3 separate regions of the Homo sapiens genome follow, and regions 1 and 2 are each linked to region 3. Evidence: chromatin contacts called from ENCODE Hi-C or POLR2A ChIA-PET data. All regions are on one chromosome and are shown on one strand. Each heading gives the region's core, a stretch centred on a gene start or an enhancer-like site at or near the end of the contact. The rest is flanking DNA. Distances are from core to core; before and after follow the strand shown.

Region 1 (2,700 bases), core at 44-2,543, 130 kb before region 3:
GGATGGGGCCTGATTCTGCATTTCTAACAGGCTCCCAGTTGACGCCAACACTGCTGGTCTGTGTAACACAGAGTGATAAACGTTTCTAGAAGGAGACATGCAAATACTTATAATACAAAGGTAAGTACCTTAGGGATTCCACTAATTTTCATAAAAAACCTGGATCCCTCCCAACCCTAGGGCTGTCTTTGCCCTTTTTATACCTTTAGTGTTCCTTCTGATGTTTTCGTTGTTGCTATCTTCCTTGAATTTTATTTCTTCTGAGGTTTCTCACTGTGTATGCTGTTTCTTAGCCTAGGAGAGCCTTTTCGTTCTTCTCCTAAGACTAACATTTTACTAATTTGTCAAGGAGCTAGAGCTCCTAAACACGCCATCTTGAATTCTTCCCTGCGACCCCAGTCGGGCTGAAAGCTCCTTCCTTGTCGCTCCCCACTGAACAGATTTTTCTTGGGGCGGGGAGAGGGGGACGGAGTATCGCTGAGTCGCCAGGCTGGAGTGCAATGGCGCGATCTCGGCTCACCGCAACCTCCGCCTCCCGGGTTCAAGCGATTCTTCTGCCTCATCCTCCCAAGTAGCTGGGACTTCCGGCGCGCGCCACCACGCCCAGCTAATTTTTGTATTTTTAGTAGAGCCGGGGTTTCACCTTGTTGGCCAGGATGGTCTTGATCTCCTGACTTCGTGATCTGCTCGCCTCAGCCTCCCAAAGTGCTGGGAATACAGGCGTGAGCCACTGCGCCCGGTCAGAACAGTTTTAACCTCCAGCAATGACCACTGCTTCCTTCTGCCTGCAGTTGGAAGTCAGTTTCAGTTTTCTTATTCCCTATAAGGAACCCACCTCTCCGGTCGCCTAACACACAGATGCTGCCCAGAAAACGTGCTGGCGCACCTGAGGCGGGGTAGAAAGCCGTGCCGCTCCTCCCGGCACCGAGCACCGGAGCCCAGGGAGGCGGCCTCCGAGTGTCATTTGGGGACGTCCCTTCTGCCGGGTAGTCTCAGAGGCCAAGCGCTCCTATTATCCCGGGCGCAGTCTCCCCAGGCGGGACAGGCCCTGCCTGGCGCCCCCTCCTGGCGCTGGAGGCTGCGTGCGACTGCCCACCATCGAGGCGGCGGCGGCGGCGGCTAGAGAGGCCGGCGGGTCCCGGGCGCCGAGGCTGCAGGCCGCAGGGAACGCGCACTGGGCGGACTCCGCGCCGCCGGCCTTGTAGCCATTTTAGGAGGAATCGCTGGTCGCCAGCGAGGGGTGCGGCTTCAATTTCAATAACTTTATTGGTGGCCTGATCTGCAGAACAGCCATCACATCAGTGGCCCTTGGAGGAGGGAGCGCATCGCCCGAGGTGACTGGAGTGGGGGCGCCCCTGGCAGTGAGCGCGGGGACGCGGGGGAGGTCCCGATAGCGGGTTTCCTGAGCTAGGGCCAGTGAGGGCACCGGGGTATTTGCAGGCGTTCCCGCAGGCCAGGAGGGAGAGGGCTCCAGGGCTCGGCTTCCCTGGGGCGGGGAATCCCTTGCCCTGTCCCGAGGCGCAGGGGCGGGGCCGGGGGGCGCCCCTGACGCGGCGGCTGAGGTGTTCCCAGCCCGGTGTCGTTCCCCGCGGTAGGTGGTCCCCGACGAGCTGCAGCCATGGGAAACACCACCAGCGACCGGGTGTCCGGGGAGCGCCACGGCGCCAAGGCTGCACGCTCCGAGGGCGCAGGCGGCCATGCCCCGGGGAAGGAGCACAAGATCATGGTGGGGAGTACGGACGACCCCAGCGTGTTCAGCCTCCCTGACTCCAAGGTAAGCGTCCCATGCCCGCAGTTGGTGTCAGTACTGCAGCGGGTTGATTTCTGGGCTCCTCTTCCCTTTCTTGGTTCTTTTCTACCGCGCCGAACCGGGCTATGGTTTTTTGAATTAAAGGGATTTATCGGGGACAGAGGTGTTGGATGATAATTCCTCTTGAAGTGCCGCCTCAAAATAGGATAAAGAGGCGGAGTTCTTGCTTTCCTGGTGTTCTGACTAATCTGTTGGCCACATTTTTAGGATGGGGACAATAGACATCCCCCCATCCCCGATCCTCCGAGCACGAATGGCTCTCTTCCATAGCGTTGCTGAATTTGTAGTTTGTAATCCCTGGTGGACAACTTCAGAGGGTAGGTTGCACGAGTTGCTGACCATAGGTGGTAGTTTCTCACCTTTGCCCTGAGGTGGCTAAATGAAATTCTTTTTCTGAAAATTTCTATGTATCAGTATCATTTTTGCTCTTCTAGCAGCTCTACAGTTGTGATCCTCTTCCCTTTTGGCACGGCTGTAAGCAGCAACTACTTGCTTATTGAATACTTTCTCCTAGTCTTGGGGATCAATTAAGGACATCATTTAGTTGACTGCTTAATTTTTGTCCCATACTTTATAGTTGTGGTGGCTGAGGCTGTGCCTCTTTCACGCCCCGCTGCTGCTCCGTAGGTGGAAGAGCCAATGATTCCACGACTTGTTTACTCCTCAGTAGTACTTCAAAATGTTGCGTGGCTAAAAAAACGACAACCCACAGCTGCCCTGAAGACCTTGCTCTCAATTCCAAGGACTTTCAGGAAGAGAACAACTTGTTTTCACTCTGTAAGAAAGGACAGATGGAGCTGATAGCAGCGATTACCATTCTAATGTTTCTAATGGCTTTCAGAGCTGTCAGCATGAAATACAAGTAATTCCTCCAGGTAGACTGACTGGAT
Region 2 (2,700 bases), core at 115-2,614, 110 kb after region 3:
AAACCATTCCTCGCTTGGTTAACTCTTGGGTGAAAGGACGCCAAATGAGATAATCTAAGAAGTCTCAAAGAAAGACAGACAGGCACAGAAAAATCACAGCAACTCTTTGGACTGCAAACACCAACACCACAGTCCAACCTACCAGAAATCCTGTGGTTAATTGGAGGCTTGCCCCGCTAGTCATGAGGTGATTCAGTGATCGCTACAAACGCTCCTCACATGCATCCTGGACCTGGCACACCTGGCTTGCCCATCACCAGCCTGGAGACACCGCCAGGAGCAGAATCCCGGAGGCCAATAAAGACCCCAACTTTGCAAGTCAGGGGCGCGAGCGCTCTTGCCCAAGTTCCCAGAAGGAACGGCCTCGAGGGTGGGGTGCGAAGTCAGTGTGCTCCACAGGACTTCCGAAGACGTGCCCCCGAAGCTGCTCCGTCCCTCCACCCCCTGGGATGCCACAGAACACCCGCCAGGGAGTTTCTTCCCCAGCGCCCACGAGAGGAGGGCTGTGGGCTGCAGCGGCAGGCGAGGAATCAAGCGCAGGGAACTTAGGCCCCGGCGGAGCCCTGCGGAGCCCGGCAGTGCCCGGCGCAACCGCCCCGCTCGCGTAACAAAACTTGCGGCGGCCCAGCGCGCCGCGCCTCAGCCCAGCTGTGCGCCCGCAGGTCCCAGACTCACCTGCCGCCCGGCCTGGCGCGGCGCCCTCACCTCCGGAACGCTGGGTGGACTTCGCAGTAAACTTGAACTTCCCATCCAGGCTGCAGCCGTGCCGCCGTACCTCGGCCCCGCTCCTGGCGCCGCAGGTCGCCCGTCCCGCGTTCCCAAAATCACCAGGCTCACTCAGAAGCTCAGGCAGCCTCGCGACCCTCACCTACCCCTCCCAGCACCGCCGCTATCTCAACCGCCGCCCAGCAACTTGCTTGCGGCCCGCTGGCTCCTCAGGGTCCGGATGGGCCGTGTCAGGAGAGCCCAAGGCACAGGCGCAGCTGGGCCTTAAAGGGACCCGGCTGCCTCTACCGCACAACGGGTTCGGGCCGCGGGCGGAGAAAAGGAGTAATGGAGGACGGAGCGCAGCTGGGCCTTAAAGGGACCCGGCTGCCTCTACCGCACAACGGGTTCGGGCCGCGGGCGGAGAAAACGAGTAATGGAGGACGGAGCGCAGCGGGGACGGGAAAATCCCTCTCTCCCCTCCGCCTCTCTTTCAAAGCACCAGCCCTTGACCCTGCAATTCGCCGATTTCCCCGGCCACTTGAACCGCCCCTGCCAGGTTAAAGAGGCGGGAGACACACCCCCTCGGAAGCCTGGAGCGACCCCGCCTTTAGGACTGCAGGCTTCGCGCTGCCGCACCGCCCCATAGTCTGACTTCCGGGCTCCGCCCGCGGCGCAGACGCACAGGAGTCGGAAGGCAGCCCCCAGCTCCCGCGAGAGGTGGCCTTAGGTCACTCGCAAAAACAATAACCAACGTGTCAATGGCACTTGTATTTATTTTCTAATTTAAATTTATAACAGATTTCGCAGATGGGCTTCCACTGAAATAAGCCTTTGAGAAAAAGAAAAACTTTTTTTTAACAAGATTAGGAAATACCAAGAAATATGAAGTAAAGCCATGCCATCTACCCAGCTAAAAACTTTGAAAACTTGAAATTTTATCTAAGGCAAATGTTTGCATAATTTTAAGTCGTGCCATTATTTAAAGTCAATTTCAATTAACAATTTCATTGCAACTAAATACATCTTCTATAAGAAAACTAAGATACATCCCTGATAATCTACCTTTCCCCTCCTATATTCCGTCCATCAGCAAATCCTACTGGTTTTTACCTTCCAAATTTTCCTTGAATCTGTCCTCTTCTACCTCCTCCATCACCACCCTAGTCTAGGCTACCTTCACCTGGGGAGTGGGGGTGGAGGGACTACTGACCTAGTCTCCTTGTGGTTTACCCATATCCCCTTTATCGCCTCTCTAATCTCAACACAACAGGCAGAGTGGCTTTTTCAAAATGTAATGTGACCCTGTCACTTCCCAGCCCAAACCACTTCCCGTTCTCTTAGACAAAACCTCCTAACTAACCAAGCCCTGAATGGCCAGGCGCTTTGCCCACCTCTCCATGTCTTCTTACAGGTCAGACCAATTCCATCCTGCTCTCTCTGCTTCAGCCAAACTGGCCTCTTTTATTCCCTATTTACTCAGCTTCCTGGACTCCACAGAGCTTTTGCTCATGCTTTGCTCTGTGCCTGAAGATTCTTCCAACCCTCATCCTTCTGACGACAGCTGTAGTCTCCACCTCTGAGAGGCAACTTCTGACCTCCCTACGGTGGTCCCTTACTCCCATCACATTGCATAAAACTGTAATCAAGTGGTTATGTTGGGGAATCTACCATCAGCTCCGTAAGTCCAGGATTTGGTTTTGTTTGGCTCATGGTTGTATTTCCACATTTGTGAAATACATATTTGTTCCTAAATGAGAACGATAGATGCTAGAAGTTGAAGTAAATTTGGCATAAAGTCAGAGAAAGGTAAAATGTCACAATCTGATATTTGGAGGCAGAATCTAAAAACTTCAGTTATATCAAAACTGATTTTATATCGTTTTAGGCTGGATTGTTGCAGGGACTCTTTGGGTAATCTTTAAAACTGAGTTCTCAGAGAGCCTTGTATAAACACCTGAATTAATAATGATAGCCCTGGGATGGTCCACATAA
Region 3 (2,700 bases), core at 166-2,665:
ATTTCTAAATCCCTATTATTTTTTCTTTCAAAATAGTTTATATTTAAAAGCATATAATTCTCCAAGTATAATATCTGAGTCCAAATGCCAGGTATGACTTTTTTCTTTTTGGAGATAAGTTATTTTATATATACATTATCTCAAAAAGATGCTCCTGTTTTTAGATTGGGACCATTAAAACTTATTAAGTGCTGGAAAAACGTAACCCTCTCTCCCCATTGCTAACTGGAATAAAATAATTGTAAGGGCCGGGTGCAGTGGCTCATGCCTGTAATCCCAGCACTTTGGGAGGCCGAGGTGGGCGGATCACTTGAGGTCAGAAGTTCAAGACCAGCCTGGCCAATATGACGAAACCCCGTCTCTACTAAAAATACAAAAATTAGCCAGGTGTAGTGGCGGGTACCTGTAATCCCAGCTACTTGGGAGCCTCAGGCAGGAGAATCGCTTGAACCTGGGAGGTGGAGGTTGCAGTGAGCTGAGATCGTGCCATCACACTCCAGCCTGGGCAACAAGAGCAAAACTCCGCCTCCAAGATAATAATAATAATAATAATAATTGTAAAGCACTAGTGAAAAAAGGAAGTGTTGTGTGATTGCTGCTTAGAGTTATGACATTAGACCCATGAAATCAGTTTTAGAAACATGAAACGAGAAATTTGAGTATAATCAATGTTTATTGAGTACTCATGTGCAATGTACTGTGCTAGGTATTTAAATTAGCACTAATGCTCACAACTCTACACAAAGTAAGTGGTGTCGGCCCAATTATTATAGACGAAGAAGTTGAAACACTGATTTCTCTTTTAAAATGGGAGTGGAAAATAGTCAGGTAACTAATAAATGCCAGAGTTATGATTCAAACTCAAGCCTTTTGTGACTTCACATACTTCCTAAGAAGATTCATTTCCTAGAGCACATTTTTCCCACCTTATGCTTTAACTCGCTCTAGCATAGAGTTCTCATCAATTTTTTTAGAAGAGGCCTTTCAGCCTTAGAGATTCCCTTCCCCCTGCCTTTCCTCCACAGCTAGTTGCATATTCAACTATGATGTTGAAGAAATACTAGGACCACAGCGCAGAGTTACAGACTGAAACTAAAAGCTTATTTGTTACTATGTTGGCATCTCTTTTAGAAGATCAGTCAGTGTCATGGCTTCCTAAACTCAGTTTAGCTAGCTAGTCCAAATAGCTCTTAGTTTTTTTTTTTTACCTTTTGCCATAGCTAGATCTGTAATATAAAACCTGTGTTTCTATTTGTGATGGAATTATCATATTTTATCTTTTGATTTCATTACCATATTTCTGCTTACTAACAGACTCATGTTTTTCAACTCAATTAGTTTTCAGGATATGAGAATGTGTGGCATTTAAGAAATACCAGTTTTAAAAATCCCCTAGTCTCCCTTCCTTTTTGTGGTTCTACCTTAGCCGTTATCTGAGTATTCATATCAGATATTTTAGTTTCCACATCCTCTTCCTGTGTTTCTCACATTTATCAAATCCAGAGTAATGTTACTTTTTGATTCTGTCCTGTTTTCAGGATCATGAAATTGTAATGCCTATGAATAGATATTTTGAGTGAGTGATATTTAGCTATTGCTAAATTCCTTTAAAGGGTTTATTTAAAATAATTTGTCCTTACCATAAAGATTGTATGGATATATGGTATCTACAGGAAAGACATTATAGCCTAGTGGCTCTGTGTCAGCTTCCCTGAGTTCACATTCTGGATTTACCACTTACTAGCCAGCCCTGTGATTTTTGAACAAGCTCCTTAATTTCCCTCAGACTCAATCACCTTGTCTGTAAATTGAAGAGTAGAAGAAATCACCTTATGTATAAATCAAAGAGTAGTTATCTCATAGGATTTTTGTGAGGATTCACTCATTCATTCATTAGCTATATGGGGACCTTCTCTAAGCTTGGGCTAGTGCTGGGGATGAGGTAGTGAATGAAATCAGTAAGGTCTCTGGCTGTATGTAGTTAATTTCTCCTGGGGAGATACAGACAATAAATAAACATTATAATTATAGAGTATAGTAAGTGATATGAGGGAAATGGTAGAAAGCAACATGGATGGAGACCATCTTAAATAGGGTGGCCAAAGAAGGCTTCTCTGAGCAGACGACATGTAAGCTGGGACCTGAGGATGAAAAGGAGGCAGCCCTGGGAAAGATATTTCAGGCAAAGGGAGTAGTAGTTGTAAAGGCCGAGTCAAGAGAAAGTCTGGTGTTCCTGGAACAGAAAAAGTCTAGTGTGCCTACAGTCATGAGTGAGCAGTAAAATGGCAGATATCAAAGTAGGAAAAGTAGGCAGGAGCCAGATCACTAGGTTTGTTAAAAGGATTAAATATACACAAAACATTTATTAGAGCACCCGGGGCATAGTAAGTGTTAGCAGCTATGGTTATTATCAAGATTTTTTTTTTTTTGAGACGGAGTCTTGCTCTGTTGCCAGGCTGGAGTGCAGTGGCGTGATCTTGGCTCACTGCAACCTCTGCCTCCCGGGTTCAAGTGATTCTCTTGCCTCAGCCTCCTGAGTAGCTAGGATTACAGACACACACCAACACACCTGGCTAATTTTTGTATTTTTAGTAGAGATGGGTTTCACCATGTTGGTCAGGTTGGTCTCGAACTCCTGACCTCGTGATCTGCCCACCTCAGTCTCCCAAAGTGCTGGCATTACAGGCATGAGCCACCGCG

What was found. Hi-C counts contacts between places; a loop is a spot of excess contacts on that map. ChIA-PET counts read pairs that join two places held with the same protein, here RNA polymerase II (POLR2A). Pooled maps may share reads with other maps.
Region 1: a pooled map shows a loop between it and region 3 (5-fold over the local background). The contact joins the promoter of PRKAB2 here to the enhancer-like site in region 3. A Hi-C loop is called at or near these places in 1 of 37 single-sample maps with no recorded cell type and 8 of 50 pooled maps. POLR2A ChIA-PET finds 5 or more read pairs at or near these places in 5 of 52 experiments (Caco-2, OCI-LY7, activated CD4-positive, alpha-beta T cell and 2 more).
Region 2: a loop to region 3 is called in a pooled map, with 3 times the contacts of the local background. The contact joins the promoter of NBPF12 here to the enhancer-like site in region 3. A Hi-C loop is called at or near these places in 1 of 50 pooled maps.

The regions. Positions count from the first base shown.
Region 1 is chr1:147,171,063-147,173,762 of GRCh38, reverse strand. PRKAB2 (protein kinase AMP-activated non-catalytic subunit beta 2) reads left to right here and starts at 1,293. Exons shown (of 8, transcript NM_005399.5): 1 at 1,293-1,334; 2 at 1,596-1,774. The coding sequence starts at 1,619. It also overlaps a transcript of CHD1L not described here. RefSeq lists silencers at 964-1,193, 1,364-1,633.
Region 2 is chr1:146,936,988-146,939,687 of GRCh38, reverse strand. It overlaps NBPF12 (NBPF member 12), which reads right to left and starts at 1,364. Exons shown (of 37, transcript NM_001278141.3): 1 at 676-1,364.
Region 3 is chr1:147,045,411-147,048,110 of GRCh38, reverse strand. No RefSeq gene overlaps it. Among named protein-coding and RNA genes, the nearest start is that of TRH-GTG1-2, 26 kb to the left of the region's middle. Within about 2 kb of position 1,415, at least 3 of the 41 ENCODE cell types and tissues checked have a DNase peak (open chromatin) inside an H3K27ac peak, as active enhancers do; they include OCI-LY7, where a contact is called at or near this core.